Linked DNA regions of Mus musculus: regions 2 and 3 are each linked to region 1. The links are chromatin loops, found by intact Hi-C in ENCODE. Cell type or tissue: heart. All regions are shown on one strand. Each heading gives the region's core, and the rest is flanking DNA. Links, peaks and the distances in the headings are about the cores only.

Region 1 (7,908 bases), core at 1,664-6,663:
ACTATACTGTATAATCTAGACTATCCACTATACTGTATAATCTAGACTATCCAAGAGGACTTCCAGGCTGCAAATCTGACATTTCAGATGAATTCTGAAAAGGTTTAGCCTGGGTCTTTACTTAATACGACCATGAGTCACAAGTACTCAAGCTGAGGTCCTGATGAAGCTCAGGCTGGAAAAAGGGCGAGCTGTGCCTTAGCACTCTTGATGCAGTGTGATAGGGAAGGCTACTGGTTCTAGGACCAGATACACTGGGTTCAAGTCAAGAGGAATCACTTTCCAGCGCTGTGATATTGGGCAAATAAGGTCTTCACTTCCTCGGTGACTTAAATCGGGGTTGAGAGCCATACATTCTGTGTAACTTTATCTGAGTAATATAATGAATAAAATGAGTTCATAATGCCCCAGAAACAGAGGCCACTGTTACAGCCTCAAACCAAATCCAAGGCAACACTGTGGGTTTGCAGGAGATCATGTTGACACTCCTGCCTGTGGGACCTAAGCTGATGACTTGAGTTTCTTTCAGACAGATGTAGATGACTAAGTTTAGTGACTCATCAGTCGGTTCTAGGAGTGAGCTTTAGTGCATTGAATAGCTTTGGGGTAAAGAATGTGACTTCCCAGGGAAATAATAGAGGAACTGGAAAGGAGACCAGCAGTGCTCAGTCAGATATTCACCAGGAAAATCCAAATAGTCATTTGACCAGGCAGAAAGTACCATGGTCCAGGAAGAATCAACTTATATGTGGTCTAGTGGGAACACACGGGAAGATGAGGTTCTAAACTCTGCCTTTCACTCAACAGTTCAATGGCTGGCTGACATAAGGAGTTTCTAGCTTGGTTCAATGTGTAGGTCAATGAAGCCTGCCCAAAACAGAATTCTGTGGACTTTCTGCGCAAAGCTAGCAAAAGTAGATTATAATCTTCTCTTTGGGGAGGAATCTGATTCAGTTATTTTACATTTTCTACTGTAAAGCTTCCCAGTTCAGTTTGGAAGAGCTGAACTGGACTGTTTTCATTGGCCACCATGGAAAGAAAGATCCATCTTGCTACTCTAAAAAAGGGGGCCACCTCTGATCACATGTAAAGAACTTCTCAGCTTATATGTCTCCAGGCAAATTCTCAGAGGCCATCAAAGGTGATTGCTGTCCCAGAGTTTTAGCATTTCTCCTTTGTATTTCTGGTAGTGTTTCTCTCCAGGGTTTGGATCCTAATCTATGTCCCATCTCTAAGTCTCAGAAATGTCTGGAGTTCCCTTAAAATGTGGCTACTGGGGTCAGGATTCCCAGGGACCAATGAAGAGCAATCTCAAAGGCTGCCTTAAGGTAACCACTCATGTCATTATGGTTACAGAGCGCTCTCCGACCTTCCCCATCCTAATACTCTCAGCTCCTTGCATAGCACAGAGGCTTGGGTTGGTCTTTGGCAAGTGGACAAAGTACATTCTCATTCCTTTATACCTGTATGGTGTTTATGTGTGACTTTCTATTGATGGCAGTGGGAAGAAGTGCTACATAGTTGCACAACTCTAAACATTTTTGGACCTTTTATTCGGTCTGGTTTTTTAAAATATTTTATTTTATTTTATTTTTGGTTTTTCGAGACAGAGTTTCTTTGTGTAGTCTTGGCTGTGCTGGTACTCATTCTGTAGACCAGGCTGGCCTCGAACTCAGAAATCCACCTGTCTCTGCCTCCCAAGTGCTGGGATTAAAGGTGTGTGCCACCACTGCCCAGTCAGTCTGTTTTTATTAACATCACAAACACCCCCTAGGTGGGCACTAGAAGCTGCATCGGGAAATAGAAGAGAAGGAGACCCCCATGCCAGGATGCTGTACTGACTTCTAAAACCACCTGGAGTCAACAGCGTGGATGTACATGTCCTGCCTTGTCCTCTGAGCCGATTTCTTCTCTGAGCCTATTTCTTCTGATAGCTGTGCAAACCACCATATTGCTTACTACTGACAATTTTACTGACTTTATTACGGAGTTCTCCACTGTCCTGACCGTGTCTTATGCATTACCATGAAATATCAGAGATAATGTCGCAAAGCTTACATCTGGGAATCTGAGGTACTAGAGCCTGCTTTCTACCTTGAACTCATGGAGGGCCCTTGAACATCTTATTATACGTGTAAAATGGCAATAACTGCCAATGTGTGGGTTGCCACAATGGATAAAGGAAGTCATGCATCTAACCTGACACTTGGACCAGGACACTAATTCCATGAAGAGTATCCAAGGCCACTCGAATCAAGGAAATACATTTTTACTTACCATTCTAGGCCCCTTTAGCCTAAGCCAATTGTTTCCTAAAATCTTACTGACAGGCTTTCTGGGTCCTGAAAACCATGTTTTCCAAAGTTACCTTACCCATGAATCATCTGTACACCCAAGATGCAAACTCTGTTTGGGGCAGATTTGCACTCCTCACAAACTCCCAGACGATATTCATGATCCCACTTTGGGGACCATACTTTTAAGAGGTTGTGCCTAGAAAGACTGACTTCCAGGCTTGTGATTCCCAACTGTTAAATGTTGTCATAGTTACAAAGGATTTTTAAAATGTATCACTGCTGTCATCTTCACCAGAGCTTCTGATTCAGTGACCCTGGGTCAGGGAATCTGAATTCTTCTTTCCTAACAGATCTCCAATAGTAACAATGTCACTACCTGGAAAGCTACACTTGTCAGAGGCTAAGAAAACCCGCAGGAAAATCTCGTTCAAATTCAATTGTCACTATTGGCAGAGGAGCAGTCTCCTTGAGAAAGTGTCTAACCCCCCCCCCCCACCACCACCAATACTTTAAAGATTGCCACTTTACCACTCAGCTTACAACCCCACCTTTGGTTTCCAGATCCTCAGATCGTTCGTTATCAGGTACATTACCTTGTAGGTGTTAATGGGTATGTCTATGATGATGTGCAGTAGGTCTCCCAGAGCCAGACTGGCGATCAAGATATTGGGACCATTGCGCATGCACTTGTTCTTGTAGATGATTCTTAGCAGCGTGGAGTTCCCGATGATGCCTAGCACGAACACGAGGCACGACACAATCGTGTTGATGTATTTAAAAGTCTTGCTGATCTCAATATTTCGTTGGCACGGAGGAGGGAAGGATCTTGGCGGGACTCCAGCCCCCCTCCCTCCTTTGGTCACCTCCGCAGGTGCGGAGGAACGCATCAGACTGGAGTTGGAACCTCTGGTCCAGGAGGTCTTAGTGGGTGGCGTCATTACCTCTTTAGTCCCGAGAAGTGACAGCGTGGCTTGGGCAGGTGGGAATCCTCTTTTCTCTCCCCATACCCCCAAGAAGCCACAGGCCAGCAGCAGCGCCACCAAGGCGCGTCCGCACCGGCTTGCGGGCGATTGCATGTTACAGCTTGCTCCTGTGAGAGTCTGGTAGCCGCTCTGCTGTTTTCAGTCTGGAGACCAACTGGGGAGTGAAGACAGGACACTTAAGTCAGCTACCCCAGCCAAGCCTCTGAAAACACACTAGCCCGGTTGCCTCTACCCGCGCCTTAACAGTAAGTTAAGTTTGCGCGCCAGTGGGGAACTTGGGCGCACGCCACCCGCTGGTCTGCATTCAGTCTCCTCCCGGACCCTGCTCGCAGAGTTTTAATCCCCAGCCCTGCCGTAGACCAGTCGGTGGGGAGGAGCATTCGGGCAGGGGGTGTTCCAGACTGGGGAGGGTGCGTGTCCCAATGAAAGAACACTCGTATGTGCCGGGAAGAAGCAAGCCCAATTTTAGCTAAGCTTGGGGACCCGGAGTGAAGGCACCTAGCGGCCAAGGGCATACGTCAATGCACTCAGCCAAGAACCGAGAGAATAACAGATCAGCACCAACTTCTGTGCTGTCCCAGTGACTTCAAACACTCGCCTTACAACCCAATCTCGGTTTAAATCGCTGTCGTGTGTAAGTTTTACTAATTAAAAAACCCCCGAACCACTAAGCAAAGCGGAAGCCCCAAAGCACGGTTCAGCCACAGATGTTAATTCAAAGCTAAACCAGGATGGTTCGTTACCTCGTGCGGATTGGAAGCACCAGGAGCAGCGCCACGAGCAGGGAACCTCCTTCCCAGGTTGTCAACTGCCCTAGGGAGCTTGCGGCTCTCAGCAGGCGTCCAGCTGCTCCTAAACAGGCCTCTCGCAACTGAATGCAGCTCTGGCTCTGACAAAAGACCGAGAGAATGCCAGGCAGCGGATCCTCAGCAGCTTGAGCGGGGTCTTTGCTGTCCCCAGACAAGTACTTTTATTCATTCGGTCCCTTCCCAGCATCAATCAACGCCAGACTCCTCCCGCGTTTTCTGAGCGACCTTGCCACAACCTTTTCCCTTGGGCGACGCCTGGACAGTATCAGCCCCAGCTGACCGCTGGGAGGGGCAGTCCTAGTTCAGAGTTGTGTCTCACATAAAGCTGTTTATTTCTTACTCAACGAAGAAACTAACATATCCCATGACAACCTGGGATCTGGAACCTAGGAGAGAAGGTTCTGTATCAACCTGGACTTTGAATACTCCGACTGTTCACACAAATGTCCTGTAGTGATTCCCGAAATCTGCTTGGTTTGGGGAAGTTGTCTTTCGTTTGTTCTTGTTTTTTGATTTTGTTTTGTTTTGTTTTGTTTTGCCCTTAAGTTTTAAGCCAGCATGCAGGGCGGGACGCTTTCTTCTTCGGCAGAGGGACTGCCCACCCAAAGGACCAAAAGGCCCTGTAGATCTCTCTCTGTGCCCTGTAGATCCCTCTTCCTGTGTACTGAGGTGCCATTACTAGGGGTCTTTCTACTGTTGCCTAAAGGGACCTGAGGCAGAAGACAGGAAAATACTCAGGAAGCCTATTTACAAATTCAACCTGACGCTTATTTTACCAGACAGAGCAAGGAAATGAACTCTCCCTGTCATTCTTGGCTTCTGTCTTTATGGTAGAGAAGGGAATGCTAGGGATCTTCCGTTGCGCAGAGTGGTGGGTGAGGTGCATTATTCTGCTATCAGCAAGATCCTGCTGTGCCTGCAGAGGAGGTCATCCTCTAGACCCCCTTTGTCTCCCAGCTAGTTCATTGTACAACTAGGATTTGCATCTTAGATGGGCAACGCCTATCAAATGTTTCCCATGAAGCTGGAAGCAGAACGTGCGCGTGTATGTTAAAAGGTGAACTTTAAATGTGGACTGTAGTTAAGTCTAAGGGATGGGAACTATGGCCTGGGCATGAGCACCAATTCCAAATCAGGTTGTTTTGAAGACAATGTTTATCCTCCTGCCTCAGTGAAGACAAGGTCAGCATGGAACTGCTTCACGTGGACTTTCGTGCCAACATACAGTGTTGTGCAATAAGGAATTCTTTGTGTGCTTCAGTAAGGATGTGCCTGCTCCAAGGGCAGTTTTGAACCTGTCCCTTTGACACAAGTCACTTTCACTCAGGCTTTCTTCTCTACCTCTCTCTTTCTCATCATCTCTATTAGTGTGTCTTCCATGCAATGGGAATGTCCCTGCTAATTCCTGCTGAGATGTGCCTCTGCCCTGTTTTTTAGAGCACTTGTAGACTACTAACGCTAATTTTGTACTTGACTATCGTTCTAGCTGCTTTACATGTCAATTTGCCTCAACCTGAAATTACTTTGCGGGGAGATCCTAAAGAAGACCCTGCTTGAGGGGCTGGCAAGATGGCTCAGAGGTTAAGAACACTGGCTGATCTTCCAGAGGTCTTGAGTTCAATTCCCAGCAACCACATGGTGGCTCACAACCATTTGTAATGAGATCTGATACCTTCTGGTGTGTCTAAAGACATCTACAGTGTACTCATAAATAAAAAAAAGTCCCTGCCTGAGACATTGTCTGGGTGAGGTTGGCCCATGGACTTGTTTGTGGAGGTAGGGGGAGGGGGGAATCACCTTAATGTTTATTAAGGTAGGAAGACCCACTGAGCATGAGGGGACATCTGTTTCCTGGGCTGGACTCTGAACTGTACAGAATGAAGAAGGCTGGTCAGGCATAAGCAGCGAGCACCCTGCACATGGATTGACGTTGCTCTGCCATATGTGGATGAGATGTGGTGAGCTGCCTGAGATCATGCCTTGACTTGCCCTCAGTGATGAAAGTCAAATCACCCTTTCCTTCCCGAGGAGGCTGCTTACAGTCAGGGTGTTTTATCACCGCAAAAGAAGTGAAGGTAGAATAACCTATAGAGGTTAGTGTGGGTCACTGACAAGGTCATGTGAAAGAACTGTGCCAGGCCAGTGACTGAATGAATGCTATGATTATATTCCTCATTCAAATCAGCACACCCATGTGTAAAATGCTCTTCTACCAAAATGTTATTAAAAATATCTATCTGGTGTGTATGTAATTAAGTTCATCAAAATAGTTTGCCAAATCAGTTTGCATAGTGGGAGGATGTAGACTCAAAAGCCTGGTCTAAATCGAATCTAAATCTAATCTAATCTGATCTCTGTATCGGGTCAGTGACTGAAAGAATGCTGTATTCCCTTGGTACCAGGCCAGAGACTGAATGCTGCGTTCCCTCTACACCATCATAGTACCTGCCACAAGTTGAGCTCAAAATATAAGTTTTTTTAATAGGTTGATGATTAAACTGATTTCAAACTACTCAATTTTAATTTATTAATTCCTGGTGGCCAAGAATATAGCCAAATCATTTTAAGCTCTGTGTAATTTCTTTTCTCAGTTGTACTCTGAATTCCAATATGATGGGCGCATTAAACTACCCATTGGCTCTAGGAACTATCACCCAATTAGGCCTTTTTCTTCACAGGAGCTCACGCACTCCCTCACAGCAGTGTTGGCATTATTCTTCATGGATTTATATGTAGTGAATGTGAATCTCAAAAATTCACTTTGGGTCATATTATTAGATTTAAACTAGATTTAAGCCAGGCTTTTGAGTCCACATTCCCCCACTATGCAAACTGGTTTTGTTAACTATTTTGATTAACTTAATTACATACACACTAGATAGATATTTTTAATCTCCTTTTGGTAGAAGAGCATTTTTCACATAGGTGTGGTGATTTGAATGGGCAATGTCCCCACAGGCTCATCTCTTTGAACACTTAGTCCCATGTTGGTGGCAATGTGGGGAGGCTCTGGGAACTTTAATTTGCTGGAGGAAGTATGTCATTAAGGGAAGGGCTTTGAGATTACATAGCCTCGCTCAGATTCCAGTTTGCTCTCCCTGCTTTGTGTTTTTGATTGAATATATGATCGCTCAGCTTTTGGTTCCAGCAAGCTTGCCTGCATGTAGCAGTCAATCCCTTTCCCTCCATTTTGAACTTTCCTTTTGGAACCATAGGCAAAAATCAACTCTTCCTTCCATAAGTCACTCTTGGCCCTGGTGTTTTTTATAACTGGAAAGAGAACTAAGTAATACAATTGGTAACATTTCACTGAAAGTTATCCTTAAAGATTTAACCTTATTGTGTAAGGGTAACTGTAAAATGTAAAGATTAAATCTTTGATCTTCATGAATGGCCATCACCTAGTCACACGAAGATAAATCTGGGTTTCCTACCACTGCCTTTCTGGAAAGTTATCTGAGTCTACGTGACGCATAGGCAGAGTTCCCAGAAGTCTTTGTAAGTATCTTCTTGAAAGTGACTCTCCAAGAAGATGCCACATGGAAGTTCTCTCCCAGAATAAATCTTTAATAAACACAAAATTTGTTTACCACTCAACTATGGGTCAAGGGAAAGATTAGTGTCCGTGGGTGAAGCTTTATCTGGGCTTGTGCTTCAATAATCTGGGAATTATTGTTAAACAGTAGAGAGAGTAGCACTTATTGAAAACTACAAATGAAAAGGAGATTGCGATAAAAGAAAGCCACCTGATGGTGGAATCTACTCGGAAGGAGCAAATAGCCAAGTGCACTCCTCCTCCTCCTTGTCTCAGCCGTGGAT
Region 2 (7,908 bases), core at 1,362-6,361, 110 kb after region 1:
GTGCTTGTTCCAAATTCTTTTGAAGAGAATCCAGATTATATGTTGTTATCAACGGAGGTTGAAAGTCAGACGATGTCTGTAGTGTGTATAACCAAGTCAGTTCAAATGTTTTCTAAATCACAGCTCATGATGGTGCTTTCCCAGTACCCAGTTTACTTCCTGACCCACTTGGACTTCTGAAAGACCTCTCTTTAGCAGAGTTTGATTCTGGTTTCTCTAGGGTGATCTGTCCCATCTCTTCTTCCCTGTATCCCCTTTCCCTTTGTCCTTTTCCTTCAACCTTAAAGAGCCAAGCACTGTTCTAAGCCCTGGTATCCTCAGCATGAACAAGTTGCATCAGATCTAGGGTGTAAAGCAGACAAGTCATGGCTAAGGGGTGAGAACTGTGCAGTAAGTACTGTGCGGTAAGTACTGTGCAGTGTGGGTGAGAGAGAATAAGAGAATAGGTAGATGCATATGTCATTAAAGCAGCCAACTCCCACTGAGGAGGGCAGAGTTTCCTGAGAATTAATTGTCACTCTGAAGCCCAGGCTCTCCCTCAGAGCTATCCAGGTGTAGAGCGATGAGCAATTAATTACCAGTGGAGGGTGAAGCAGGAACTTCAGGGCCTCGATGTTCAGATACGATCTGAAGCCAGTTCACACAGCCTTCTGAGCCAGGTTGAGGATTTACGATTCTATCCTAAGAGTCCTGGGAAGCTAATGGGTGACGTTTTAGGAGGACACAGACATGGCTTTGGGATTGTGACAGGTGCGCTAACAGACCAGAGGAATGGGCGATCTGGTGAAGGCAGAGCAGAAGATGATAGTTTGTCTAAGGGATGGCTTTTTTAAAAATTAGATATTTTCTTTATATACATTTCAAATCCTATCCCGAAAGTTCCCTCTACCCTCCCTTCGCCCTGCTCCCCTACCCACCCACTCCCACTTCTTGGCCCTGGCATTCCCCTGTATTGGGGCATATAAAGTTTGCAAGACCAAGGGGCCTCTCTTCCCAATGATGGCCGACATCTTCTGCAACATAAGCAGCTAGAGATATGAGCTCTGGGGGTACTGGTTAGTTCATATTGTTGTTCTACCTATAGGGTTGCAGACAAGGGATGGCTTTTTATAGAAAAGAAGTAGAGAGATTCAAGAGACACACACACACTAAATTAATATGAAGCCATATTAATTTAGTGGCTTCAGAGAGAAAAGCTAGGAATTGAGTTCGACTTGGTCCTTTCTAGTCATATTATATAAGACTTTCTGTGTGCCTGGGTTTGGCCTGGTCCCTTCTAATCACATTGTATAAGACCTACTGTGTGTCTGCATAAATCTCAAGATCACACAGGCACTCTCATAGCTGCCCTCTTTTGATCCCAAGCTTTGGTCCTATGCTTGATACACAGGTAAAGAACATCAGTGAGGCCTAGAGGATGAGATCTAGTCTCCCTCAACCTGAGGGACCAGAAAAGAGCCCAAATATAAAATAATTTGCTGTAGTGGGTGATCGTTTTAATTTTTTGTTGTGCACAGGAATTTGAAAGTCACTCATGTTCTGGGATAACAAGCCAGATAGGTATCTGCCAGATAGAGGTTTTTACATATTTTTGTTCCTACCCCTCTCAGCTTTTCTCTGTCCTCTCCAAATCTCCCTGTAAGAGCAAGAGCATTTAAACGTAAGGACAAGGAAAACAGAACTATCAGTCATTGTCAAATGCTCTATAAATGGAGCCAGAGACTCAGTTCAGAGCTCTGTGTAATGAGGACAGAGGAAAAGGTCAGGGAATCTATCTATCATGTGGTATAGGGTTTCCTTGAAGCGCTCTTGTCTGAGGCTTGTTCACAGGGTGCAAGCTTTTGTGCAGTGAGAGATGCCATTGTAGGACTGATCCTCAAGGCTGCAGCCTCTGCTCTGCTCTGCATTAGGGCAAAGAGAAATGCAATGCAAGTAGATTTGGGGGGAAATTAATTTTTGCCATTTGTGAAAGCAAGTAACTCATATGAACAACTGTTTAACTTATGAAATATTAATTAGATGACTTATAAATTATGTATGTGGGAAAAGAAAACTTGTCAATGGCTGGCTTGAGGATTCAGCAAGCACTGAAATTGGTCACAAAAGGTATTTTGTGCAGCAGGTCATGTTGGGGCGGGCTTTCTCTTGTGCCTGATAATAGTGAATACAGAACTCTTTATATGTAATACCCTGGTAGTGAGAGAGCCAGTCATTTCTATAGAGCATTTATCTTACATGCTGGTCTGCTGTTTAGAAACATAAAAGTTGGTATAAAAATAAACACAGTAGCCTTGAATGTCTAACCCACACCTGTGATGTAAGAAATGAACATTAGACTCAATCTTAAGAAAAGGTTAGATTTCTTGCTTGTAAAGTCTTAAAAGGTGATAAAACATTTTCTTACAAAACCTTTTAAAAATACACCTAATTTGTGTTATTTTCTGGTTTCTTTTCTGTTTTTCATACTGTCCAATGCAGGCAGTGGCAAGATCCATGAATATACTCCAGCACAATGTCATAAAATGATCAATGTCACTCTGAGAAACACACTATTAATACAACTGTCAATTCATATCTTCTAAAAAACCATGTAAACCCTTTTGGCCATAATTTTAATATTCAGTTTCAGTTCAAAGTAATTTATTCTAGTTTAAGTTATAAAATGAAAAGCAAAATGATTAAAAAAATAGTTATTCTGAGTTTATGTCATATTTACCTTTTGATCTGATCTGAATATGGTTGGAAGCCTTAACATTACATTAAGTCATAATCTCCAATTTGTATGCCATGGAGGATTAAATAGGATATTAAATAAATCATATTTCTAATTCTATTCAATTTTCTCCTGCTGTTCCCTTCTTTCCTAACCTCTCTTGAAAAAAAGATGCAATGTTTATTGTGTTTAAAGAAGATACCATGTGCAGAGATGTGCCTCACATGCCTGAGGGCATAAGTTCAGTTGCCAGCACCCACATACAGGCCAAGCCTAGTTGTTCAGTACTGGAATCTCAGGGCTGAAGGATCCCATACAGAAGGAGCCCTGGGACTTGCTGGGCCACCTATCTAGCTGGTTTGCACACTCAAAGCTAATGTCCTTGTTCTGTTTTTCACAAGATCTCGAATGACCACGAGATTGGACCCATGCTTGGCTTGTGCATTTAGTCTTTGGATATCTGAGCTCTACTGTCTCTTCTGTCCTCTAATGTCGCCAAGCTCTGAGTTAAAATTGAATGACTGGAATATGTCTTATTACATTCTGTGTGTCTGCTGTGTCAAATCTATAAGAATGAGTATACCTGGAGACAAATGTCCAGATTATCATAAAAAAGAAGTTTAATTATGTTCACTTGCATTTTCAAATTAATTGCAACGAATTACATTGGTGACAATCCATCAAGGCATGACTCCAATTTCATATTCATAATAATGTGCTCCTGTAAACTGCTCTAATAAGGTTTTAACTAAGTTTTCCTCCTGACCTCACTGAGCTGAAATATTGCAGGCTGTGTGTGCTTTCAGTGTCTCCAATTAATTTTTGACCTTGGTGCGGCTTGGGCACAATGGGGCAAGTGAAGGGTGGAGCTCAGATTTAATTTTGAATTTCCTGACTGCTGCTGGTTTGTATCTCAACGCCATCAGTGCTTAAACATGTTATTTTTGGTCAGTGACTTTCTATCTAGCACACTGGGCAAATCTAATTAAGTGGGCTCAGTTTTGTTCTCAGCCGTTGTTCTCGACATTCTTGTATGGGAACTGCAAGCTTCAACAGGAAGCACCTGTATGGCCACTGTGTAACACGTCTTCCCACAGAATTAATATGTAACATTGTTCCTGAGCCCAACAAGTTCTTCCCCAAATAGAAGGGCTCAGCTGTATTTGAAGACTGCGTTTTTAATTAAGAGAAATCCAAACTCTTGGCTTACAAGTGACCTTGGTTTGGGTGGAGGTTAACAACATCAAGGGTCAGCCTCCCCACTCATGTATTACATCATTTGGGGTAGACAATTGAAAATTCACCTTTTAACAAATCCCTGCTCTGTGGAAGGGGTGTAAAGGTGCAAAAATAAATCAGATTAAGTTCCTATTCTCAAGAGAGAGTAAAAGAAATGTAAGTTAAGAAATATAGTCAGGAATTTACAGTATTCTCACAATGTAAGCTAAACAAATATAATCTACAGTCCTGATCATGTGATCATGTAAAATCACCTTGCGTAAAACCCAATTAATTACTACTTAGATACAAACAGAAGAAATAGAGATGGGCTTCTGGCTTTAGGGAAAATGAGTTTAAAACATACAGTTAAAACTTTCTGGTTTATTTAGCAAAACCAAGAATTTTACACAAGACAAATGTCAAGCAGGGTGTAGAAATGAAAACAAAACAAACCATCCAAACAAACAAAAACCAAAAACTACACACCGAATTCCATAGCTGAGACACTGGAGAGGTTGGTTTTGATCCTATAACAAAGTGAACACTCACACCGACCTTGAGTCTGCAGCCCTCTCAGTGAAATGTGTAGCTTTGTCTCTCATAGACTTCAGTTTAATAGCTTAATGGCTGTGAGGTAAAGCAAGCAAGGCAGGACAGAGACACAGAGATTTCTTAAACAGGAACAATTCAAGCTTTGCATCTTTGGTGAAAGTGTGGAACCAAGAAGCTTACCCTCACTGCAAAAGGCAAGGATGTTTACTAGGCTCTGCTACAGCCCAGCACAGGAAAAGGCTCTCCGCCCTGTCCCTTGCAAGAATTTTCAATTACCAAATTCCCTTCATAGTTTGAACATAGGACAACCTAGAGGTCCAGATAATAACAAGCTAAGAAAACCGAGTTGTCCAGGACTTCCTGTGTTTCTGGTCATGAGAAAAGGCAGCAGCTCTTTGAGAAGATGAGCAGAATGAGTTGAAATTCATGTTCATACAAATATGTGCACATGAATATTTACTAAAGCAATACATATACAATTGCCAAAACCTGGAAAAATTATTCACTTGACAAGTCGATAAAACATACAAGGAAGAAGCCATTATCAAGAAGATTCAACATCAACAAATTTTAAAATGTGCAGAAATAAGAAAAGGGAAATCATAAAAAAATATTTAAAAAGTAGTCAAATAGATATTCCAAAAGAATTATTATTGAAATCAATAATGTAATGAGAACATTAGACATAAATATGAGTTTTCAACGTTCAGCTAAGAGGCAATTAGCTTAGGTAGGCTGGTTTTGAACTCCCTCTGTAGAACAAAAAGCCTGTGGAATTTAGTGAGACTATCTCAGTGGTGGGTACATGAGTTCAAACCATAAGAGACATTTAATTGGTTTATAAGGTTCCGACTCAGCTTTCTGATTTAGTAATATGAATTTAAAACTCCTCACCAATGTTCACTGGTGCTTTGACAGCTTATTTCTTTTCATTACTGACTGTGTTACATTCTGTGGATAAATTATAATTTGTTGACCCATTGAGTAAATACAGAGGATGAGAAAGGAGAGTTTCCAGTGAGAAAATTCTGGAGATCAGCAGAATTCCTTATCGACAGTTGGACTGGGCAGGTGGCACTTGGGGCTGGATTCCATTAGGACTCTGATGTAACAGAAGCAACCGTGTCTGCTGTTCTGAGAGGGCTGCTCCAGTGTTCATTCCCATCTCCCAGGGGTCAGGAGAATTTATAATCCCCGTGACTTCTGCACCACAGAGAGATGGCTCTCGCTGCTTAGCAGTATGGAATCATTAGTTACCGACGACTGAGAACTCCTCCTGTCCTGCCCAACTAGTCTCTAAAGCTAGTCTACTGTGATTGAATTGGGAATACTACTCAATGGTAAAAATAATAAGCTACTGATGAGCAGTATAGCATGAATAACTCTAAAAGTAATTGATGAAGTAGGGAGATGCCAGACAAAAAAGGATAATTGGTGTATGATAATTGATGTATGATTCTACTAATCGAAAAAACTGGCTGACATTTAATATGAGGATTAATTTAAGTCATCATCAGCTTTATAAAACAGAAACATAAAGAATAATAACTATAGGGGCGGGGAAGAGTCAACTGGGTGTATGTTAAACGCCACAACAAAACCTGCTACTTTGTAAACTAATCAAAATTATAAAGGAAGAATAATATAAAATGTGTGCATGAAAGAGTGAGGAATCACATAGAATCGAAACGTCAGAAATAAATATAACCCAAGAAGTAAGAAAAAAATCAAAATCAGTTGGTGGGCGCTTTATACCAGTATGTTCACAAAACAGCACACATGGAGGAAACAAAGAGTTGGGCAGAACCAAATTTGAGATTTTTCAGATGAGCACGACTGAGAATGAGAGGAAAATCTAAGAGTGTAGGTCAGGAAATTCTGATCAGAGAGCAAGAGATGTGTCTTAGAGCTTATATTGCTGTGATCAAATACTATAGCCAAAACCAAACTGGTGAGGAAAGGGTTAATGTAGCTTACACTTCCATATCATTGCTCATCACTGAATGAAAACAGGATAGGAACTAAACAGTGAAGAAACCTGAAGGCAGTAGCTGATGCAGAGGCCATGGAGGGATGCTGTTTCCCGGCTTGCTCCCCATGACTTGCTCAGCCTGCTTTCTAATGGAACACAGGACCACCGCCCCGGGATGGCTCTATGCACAATGGTCTGGAGCTTTCCCCATCACTCACTAGTTAAGAAAATGCTTTATGTGTTTTGCAAATTGTATCTTGGGTATTCTAAGTTTCTGGGCTAATATCCACTTATCAGTGAGTGCATATCATGTGAGTTCTTTTGTCACTGGGTTACCTCACTCAGGATGATACCATCCAGATTCATCCATTTGTCTAGGAATTTCATAAATTCATTGATTTTAATAGCAGAGTAGTACTCCATTGTGTAAATGTACCACATTTTCTGTATCCGTTCCTCTGTTGAGGGACATCTGGGTTCTTTCCAACTTCTGGCTATTATAAATAAGGTTGCTATGAACATAGTGGAGCATGTGTCCTTCTTACCAGTTGGAACTTCTTCTGGATATGTCCAGGAGAGGTATTGCGGGATCCTCCAGTAGTACTATGTCCAATTTTCTGAGGAACTGCCAGATTGATTTCCAGAGTGGTTGTATAAGCTTGCAATCCCAACAACAATGGAGGAGTGTTTCTCTTTCACCACATCCTTGCCAGCATCTGCTGTCTCCTGAATTTTTGTGGACACTTCGCCCCTTCTTAGAATTGGGAACAAAACACCCATGGAAGGAGTTACAGAGACAAAGTTTGGAGCTGAGATGAAAGGATGGACCATCTAGAGACTGCTGCACCCGGGGATCCATCCCATAATCAGCCTCCAAACACAGACACCATTGCATACGCCAGCAAGATTTTGCTGAAAGGACCCTGATATAGCTGTCTCTTCTGAGGCTATGCCGGTGCCTGGCAAACAGAGAAGTGGATGCACACAGTCAGCTATTGAATCGAACACAGGGCCCCCGATGGAGGAGATAGAGAAAGTACCCAAGGAGCTAAAGGGGTCTGCAACCCTATAGGTGGAACAACAATATGAACTAACCAGTACCCCCCGGAACTTGTGTCTCTAGCTGCATATGTAGCAGAAGATCGGCCATCATTGGGAAAAGAGGCCCCTTGGTCTTGCAAACTTTATATGCCCCAGTACAGGGGAATGCCAGGGCCAAGAAGTGGGAGTGGGTGAGTAGAGGAGTGTGTGTGGGGGAGGGTATGGGGAACTTTTGGAATAGCATTTGAAATGTAAATGAAGAAAATACCTAGTAAAAAATTAGAAAAAAAAAAAAGAAAATGCTTTACATGATCAGCCACAGTCCAATCTTATGAAGTCATTTTCTCAATCAGGGTTCTCTTCTTGAGGATGACTCTAGCTTGTGTCTCTTTGACATGAAACTAGCCAG
Region 3 (7,908 bases), core at 1,362-6,361, 120 kb before region 1:
CCTGTGATAGCTTAAGGGCCTAAGGAAGGTCTGGCCTGGCCTTGGTCATAAGATGGCATAGAGGTCATCTGGGTTGTTTTCCACCTCTGCTCCCTACTGTGGGAGTTTGGGAGAGTTTCTGGCTACAGAGATAATGTAAGGGCCAATTAGACTATTAGGTATCTCTGGTCCTGGTTGTGGGAGCTCAGAGGAGCTGCTGGTTGTAAGGGTCGTTTAGATTACTTACCATCCCCAGTTCCATTGTAGGAGCTTGATACAGCCTGGCCCAACAGATAACACAGGTCACCAAGCAACTAATTATTCTGATTCCTAGTTCTTGAGGAGGAAGATTGGGTTTTATGTCCATTCCCTTAGAGAACAGTCCTGTATACTCAGCATTCCTGGTTACTCTGGAGGTCTCAGGGTGCAAGACTTCATGCCATGCTCGCAACATCAGCTCCCCCAACATCAGCCCACTGTGGGTTCTGAAAGGGACGAGAAAAGTATCTGACTGTGAGGCTGACCAGCAAGCCGGTGAGCAGGATTTCATCATAGTTCTGCCGACTGCCTCCAGGTTCCTGGCTTGAGGTCTTGCCCTGGCTTCTCTCAGTCATGCTCAGTGATAGACTGTGATGGGGACTTGCAAGCCAATTAAACCCTGTCCTCCTCAAGTTGCTCCGGCCCTGGTGTTTATCATAGCAACAGGAAACCAAGTGGAACAACACAAGGTCTCAACAGTTAGCAGTTAAAGCCTCTAGCAGTGTTCCAGGACCCTCCGGCAGGCTCACGTCAGAGTTGCAGACCCTCCCCTCCAGCTTTGGTGGAAGTGGTCAGCCACTGGCAAAGCCACCCACTCTACTCTAAATCAGGGTTGTCGAGCTATGGCTCACAGATTTAACCCTGCTTGCAATGGTCTTTTTCAGTTTATAGGCAAGGAAAGATTTTTAGGTGTGGAAACTGTGGCTTTCAAAGCCTGAAAATAGTCCCTAATGTTACTTTACAGAAAGTGCTGGTCAATCTCTGATTTAAATGATTTTTATCACAATAATCCCCAAGTCTCTGGTTCAAAACAACACCTTGTCCTTTGACTTGTACTTGTGATAAAGTGTGGCCCTGCATCACTTTGTTAAACCAATAGGGGGCGCCAGAGTTCAAGGCAGAAATTTAGGGGGCTAACTTCGTGGTGCTTCCCCAATAAAGCACCAGCCTGTTATAGGACCTCGCTCCCCAGAAAAGGAGATGGTGACAGACAGCACTCTATGTCTGGGGAGGAAAGAAAGCCGGGATCCTGGTGCCCACATCCTTTACAATGCTTCACATCCTCCCTCCATTTTCCTAGGATAATCGGGGTTGGATCCAAACATTCATTAATGAGATTTATTTCCTCACACTAGAACGTATAGCATGCGAGTTAATCAAAACAAATTCTCCAAGGCCATCACTTATTTATCATTCTGTGTGGTTCTATAAAAGACCTCCCCTCATGTAAAAAATCAGGCAATCTCTTCATCTCATTGTAATGAGCATTTCATGGAGTTGTGCAACAGCCAGCAAAATAGTTACAGTAGCTTAAGTTTTAAATGACATCCAGACTAGACAGACCATTTCGGAAAGATGGTTCAGGGGTTACAGATGAGGACCACTTCTGCCGAGGATTAGAGTTTGGTCCCGACACAGATATGGAATGGCTCACAACACCTTAGTCCACCAAACAGCCAGACAGGCTAAACTGAATTAGCCTGTTACAAAGCCAACACTAGGACGTCTGGGTGGCTGCTTTGGTTTTAATAACCAAGGTCTTTTAAGATCCAAGCACAGAGACTTGTTTTGCTAATTCTGTTTAGCCGGGAAGGGTTGGGGCTAGTGGTATCTTGTCCTGTGGCTTCAAGTGTCTTTCTGGAGAGATTTAGGCTACTTTAAGAACTAACTCAAATCAGATAAGTGGCTTGAAACCAGGAGTCATGAATTCTATCAGATGCACGGTTTATCGAAATGACACAAACTGCTCAGTAGGAGGCAGTAACTGTGCCCCACAGTCTTAAGGTTCCCCTGCCACACTTCATTTGCTAATGGTCAAGTTAACAGAGAGGTCACCTGACATTTCCTGATTAAATGGTTCAGATTATTCAATCGTACACCGTCTGTAGTTTACAATGACCATTTTTATTTGCTGGAGACTTCAAAGGACCCTAGTAATCCTGTTTAATTTTTTTCTTAATATTTCCTTTCTATTTCTGTATCATTTCTGTTAAAAGCCGATCATGATCCACAATTTGGAAAATAGTTTCAGGGGACAATTATTTTATGAATGATAAATCTGGGTACATTTATTCCTAAGCAATCATAAAATTATGTTTTGTGAAAATGACTGTTTCTGGATGGATTCGTAGGGATTTTATTGTAGGTACACATGGATAACGAGCAGTGCGATACACAGCAGTTTACTTACCACACTACCAGGACAGTCCACAGGAGGGCAGCATCTACCCAAGGTATAGGACTTAAGTCACACTTTCTGAGCGGAAATTCTGGTAAGTGTATTAATTACTCTATAGCGTCCTAGGACGAGCAGAAAGTGGCTTACACTTGGCAGTGGAGAACCAATCTTTTCAAACCTGAAGAACTCTGATGGTTTTGTTTAATCCAAGGTATGCAGTCAAGTACTTGCTTTGTTCGTGGCTTCTTTCTTCCCTTTTACATTTGTCCTCTCTGCCTGCTCCTGCTTAGGGAATCCAGGCCTTAATGACTGAGTCCTGAGGATATGAACACAGCCATGAACACACTGCCCTGACTCCGAGTCATTGCAAACACTGCGCATATCTGTGCTGACTGATGCTGGCTCCCCGAGCCCCATTGCCATGCCTGCTGACTGGGGCTTTGTGCTGTGCGGGCTGCCTTGGTCTGTGAGCAGCCATGACCCTCGTGACCAGTGTCGATGAGGAAGTGCTGCCCCTCAGAGGAGCTGTGATCTGAAGGCTTTGCCTTCCCGGTGCTTGGAGAAGCTCTTCCTAACACAGTAGAATGTCCTTACACTCTCCAGCCACGTCAGCTTAAATCTACGATGACTGTAGGAAGGAAAAATACTATTTTGAATTTCTTTCTTTCCTATTATTGTAGACACAGCACTGTCTCACCTGAAGATCACAGGCTGAGTTAACATCGCCCTGTGATTCACTCCGCAGGAAATAGGCAAAGGATCCAGTCAGTCTTGTCAGATTTGAAACAAATTTCCTGCCCTTTGTTTTATTTGGGTGTCTATTGTCACAGGTTGGAACGTTGGCCCTAAGTGTATATTTGTTACAAGGGCTTTTTTTTTTTTTTTTTTTTTTTTTTTTTTTTTTTTTGGGTGCTGCTGGTTTAATGAAATCATGTCCGTACAATTTTGAAGATCCAAGGTGTATCTGGTCTATTACTTATGAGAATATTATGTTATTTCTTTTCTCTCCATTTTATTGGTTATTTTATTTATTGATATTTCACATGTTATCCCCCTTCCTAGTTTCCCCTCTGGAAACCCCCTATTCCTTCCCCCTACCTCTATGAGGGTGCTCCCCCACCCACCCACCCACCCTGCCTCACTGCCTTAGCATTCCCCTACCCTGGATCATCAGGCCTCCACAGGACCAATGGCCTCCCCTCCCAGTGATGCCCGATAAGGTCATCCTCTGCTACGTATGCAGCTGGAGTCATGGGTCCTACCCCCACCTCCATGTGTACTCTCTGGTTGGTGGTTTAGTCCCTGGGAGCTCTGGCAGGTCTGGTTAGTTGATATTTCTCTTTATCAGTATGCTACACAGCGTTTCCAGCCTTCTCTTGTTCTCGATCCTCTGTGCGTGTCCTTGCTCTGATTGACTGCTCCGACAACTCTCTCTAAGCCTCCCTTCAGTGCTCTGGTAGTCACTGATGAGACTGCTTGGGCAGCCTGGCCTGTCTGAACTGTTGCACAGTGTTGTACATCACCTCAGTATGTGGAGGACTGTGCTAAGATCTGTGCTGAGGTGTGTGTCCTCCTAAGACCTGTCGTGCTGCCTGGCTGCAGGAGACACACAACACTTTTTGGATAAACTGAACCAACCACCGGTCTCTGCTGATGCTGTTAATCATCTGGAGGCACAGAGGACGGGTTAGTGACAAGCTTTAAGCCTGGCATCTTTTTTTTTTTTTTTTTTTTTTTTTGCTGGAGGCAGGACTCCTAGACGGGTCCAGTCTGTCTGCAGGCTGCTTTGTAGAAGAAGGTGTAAACTCACAAAGGTGGAGGAAGGCGGGTCTGCTGTGAGCCATGGCAAGGCCAGGGCTATGTGAAAGAGAATAGCCTCAAGCTCTGCAGGAGAATGAGAGCAGCGCCCTCATGTGGCCAAACTCGAATAACATCTTAGAGCCACAAGTCTTGTTCCAGATTTTACTTCAAGATACAGGCTGCTTCTCTGCCCCTCCCCCCAAATTATAAAATTTTAATATTTTGTTTTAAAAAGTTATTTCATCCTCCTTCCAATGTCCAATAGGCTTCCAGGCAGTGATCGCTCACAGCTGCTCAGAGACTGGAATAACGCAGTGGGACCCACTGTCACCACCTTTCCCAGAAGTGACCGGGGCCACTGGGTTGCTGTGGCGCAGTGTCTGATCATCCCCAGGGACCCAGGGACCACACTGTCATTTCAGTGCGTGTACAGGAAATGGTTGCGTATTTGAGGGCCAGACTAGGGCCAGGGAGTGTGACACAAGGTTCAGCATTGCAAGTCGCAGCTGCATCTGTTTGAAGACACAGTGTGAAGGTGACATGGGGGAAATGCATCTCTAAGGCTCGGGAACAAGCCATACTCTAGAATTTGACGAATTGGTTTGATTTGGTACACATATCTTTACTGTGCATCATGAGATGACAAATCCTTCGGAAGTCAGAATCCTTGGGAAGTGAGCCCGTGAACGCCGGGCTTTCACTGGTGTCTAAGCAGATACTGCGGTTGACAGACACACCCTGTTGCTTCTCCAACTTAGGAAAACACAGGTGGTGCTCACTGCTGCCACACAAACATTAGAAGAGAACATCTCTTGATTCAATTTTTTAAATTTGTTTTTATTACGATTCCTTTAAAAAAAAAAACAACCAACTTTTTATCGGTTGTGAATTTCACATCATGCACCTCGTTCCTACTTCCCCCTCTGCTCATACCTGCCCTCCATCCTTGCAACTTCCATACAACAGGAAAAAAAAAAACCTCCTTGTGGAAGTGTAGTGCATCACAGGGTTTTCCACAGTACACACTTTGGCCCCCATTTCTTTGCCTGCAAGTGTTGATCTCAATGGCTTGTTTGTCTGGTTCGAGGCCTCTGGCTTCTGCTATTCTATCAATATTGGATCCTCACTGAGACTCCTCTCAGATACCCTGTTGTCACCCTTTGACATGGAGATCCTGCAGCTCTGGATCTGTAAGAACAGCTTGTTCAAGTACTGCATGTAACCATGCAGTTCATGGTTGGGGTAGATAATGCTGAGTTAGGCCAATTCAAAGCCCTGCATCTGCACCTGAGCTGGTCAGCCCACTGGCTCTCCCTTCCTCACACCCTCAGAGCCAGCTCACTGCAACCCCCATATCCAGGGCCACCTATACTGTGCTGCCCGAGTGCTACAGAGGTGAGGGGTAGGGCCAGCTCTCTTGCTGCCATGACCCCAGGGCCAGGTCTCCTGTCTACACTAGGTGATGAAGGGGGTCGGGGGACGGTAGCTCTCCCTCATCCACGCTACCACATGGGAATGAGTGACAAGTAGTGGGCCAGCTCTCCCAGGCTGCAGAGATTAGCAGTGGCCCTAGTAATGTGACCTAGTAATGTGGCTTTCCACGTGAGAGGCAAGGCTAGTTCTACCATTTCTCAAAGGAAGGCAGTGATAAACATCTAAAAGCCAAGTCTATTATTAATGTATGCAAAGAAAGTACAGGAATACTTGACAAGAAGAAGAGTTTTGCTTGAGTGTGTTATTTTTAATCTTATGAGACAAGAACTTGCTAGGCAATCTTAATCTTAAGATCTAAGAACTTGTAATCCTCCTGCCTCAGGTTGTCAAACGACGAGATGGCGAGTATATATCATCATTCCCAACTGTTTTATATATGTGTGTGTATATAGTTATATTTAAGTATAAGTTTTATAAGTATATTTATAATATATGAGTATTATATAAATAATAAGTATTATATATAAGTATACTTTTATTGTATATGCTTATTATATAATTATATATCAGATATACTTATATATTTTATATACTTATGTATATATAAGAATACTTATAATATATTATATCACATATTATACATGTATATATAAGTATATGTATGTTATCCCTAGGATCTCTCCCTTTATTATCATAAAAAGTAGTGATATTATTGAGCCACAAATAGAAATATGGATAAAGAAACCATCATGTGGTAAAATTATAAAGGATAAAATTAAAAAAAAAACATTGAAAACGTGGTGCTAAATGAGGAAAGCTTGTGGCAAAACGTATTCTCCAAGTGACAAGTGTCGGTTAAATTTTACTATTGAAACAAGATTATAAATTACATACGATCATATAAAACTATAATAAAGCTTACAAATATCTCCAAGAAGAATAAAGCTCAAAGTCAAGAGAACGATCATCCAGGCAAGAGGAGGATTAAGCATAAAGTTAGCACATTGTAGTTATACTTAAAACGCCATTTAAAAAAATTAAATTCTGAAGCTCATATAGCACAATGTTAAATGCATTCTGTTTTTACAGTAGAGAGATGATTGCCCTTCTGTGACATCACTGGAGGGAGAGGGAGAAGAAGAAGAACAAGCACGCGCATTTGGGTACCAGGAGGTTTCTGTGTTGTTTCACTGGGGGCTCTTGAAGGGAAAAAAAAGAGCCTGTGATCTTTCTGTTCTAGTCTGGTGCCTCCAGCCCAGTACCAGAAACAAAAAGGCAGACGAGAGGCACAGCAACAAGACCTTCACTTGTTCTCCTGAATGACTCAAAGTGCGTTCCCAGGACCCCGAGTGCAGCCTCACCGGGGTCCTGAGATTCCCATTCGGGTCACATTACTAGGGCCACTGCTAATCTCTGCAGTCTTGCCCCGTTCAATATGGAACCCGAAGGGCTTTGTCCTAGGAGATGGGATGGGACCTGAGGAGTCCTATGTAGATAGGTGTAGTCAGGTTGCATCTGGCTCATTCCTGGATCGGCAGACACGGAGTGTGAGAACATTGTGAATGTAACTGTGGAGAGTTTGTATTTAATACTTCAGACTGAGAAAGCTTTAGCATATTTTCTCTAGGCACCTGCCACATTTCTGAAGGTTTCATTGTTTCTATGCCTAAATCAGCTATTTTCTGAGCAGTGAGAATTATGTCAGTATGATACAGAGAACTGGAAAGTGGTCTCACATTCTTTTATATCTGAAGTCACAGAGTTTATGTTGTTATCTTCTGCAGGCAGAAGAAGGCGAGCATACAGGTTCCGTGCTGTCCCACAGTGGTTGATGATTGACAGCTGGTTAGCTGTACAGTGGGGAGCCAGGGGCACAATGCACATTGAGCATTTCCCTTACTTCTCAGAGGCCTCTTTCTCATTATCTTAATTTCAGCTACCTATCACTTGCTTCCAAACGGTAAGACATTCGAATGCAGACATCAGAGCTTCTTGGGACAGTGAATGGTGGTTAGTAAGTTGAGGGTTCTATGGTAAGCTTAGAAATCAAATCTTTACATCACGAAAGATGTAAAGAACGTAGTGACATTAAAATCCGCCAGTTAATCTTTGTTGTTGTTGCTGTTGATCATAGACAGAAAGTTGTGACGTGGGAGCTACTGGCAAACCATAACTGATGAATCAAATCTAATTTTGAAAATGAAGTTGCAATGTTCTGTAGCTGCATTGGTTTGTTTACTTTGTTGACAGCTGAGTAC

Evidence for each region. Hi-C counts contacts between places; a loop is a spot of excess contacts. Peaks named below come from ENCODE experiments on the same cell type or tissue, not always from the same donor. Only the 100,000 strongest peaks of a DNase experiment are listed, where the experiment ranks them.
Region 2: a loop joins it to region 1, with 4 times the contacts of the local background. A loop is called at or near these places in 3 of 42 quality-filtered maps.
Region 3: a loop joins it to region 1, with 3 times the contacts of the local background. A loop is called at or near these places in 10 of 42 quality-filtered maps.

The regions. Positions count from the first base shown.
Region 1 is chr14:103,840,104-103,848,011 of GRCm38, forward strand. It overlaps Ednrb (endothelin receptor type B), which reads right to left and starts at 4,373. Exons shown (of 8, transcript NM_001136061.2): 1 at 4,024-4,373; 2 at 2,891-3,434. The coding sequence starts at 3,373. All of the region lies in intron 1 of Gm35197 (a long non-coding RNA gene), which reads left to right. In heart, for the core only: CTCF peaks have their summits at 3,766 and 4,396; DNase peaks (open chromatin) are centred at 3,628 and 4,318; H3K4me3 peaks cover 2,952 bases; H3K27ac peaks cover 2,159 bases.
Region 2 is chr14:103,946,428-103,954,335 of GRCm38, forward strand. No RefSeq gene overlaps it. Among named protein-coding and RNA genes, the nearest start is that of 4930518C04Rik, 52 kb to the left of the region's middle. In heart, for the core only: no CTCF peak of the experiment used is centred there; a DNase peak (open chromatin) is centred at 3,724.
Region 3 is chr14:103,716,550-103,724,457 of GRCm38, forward strand. It overlaps Gm35197 (a long non-coding RNA gene), which reads left to right and starts at 2,477. Exons shown (of 3, transcript XR_383715.2): 1 at 2,477-2,510. In heart, for the core only: CTCF peaks have their summits at 2,447 (motif pointing right) and 4,337 (motif pointing left); DNase peaks (open chromatin) are centred at 2,512, 2,832 and 4,582; H3K4me3 peaks cover 504 bases; H3K27ac peaks cover 778 bases.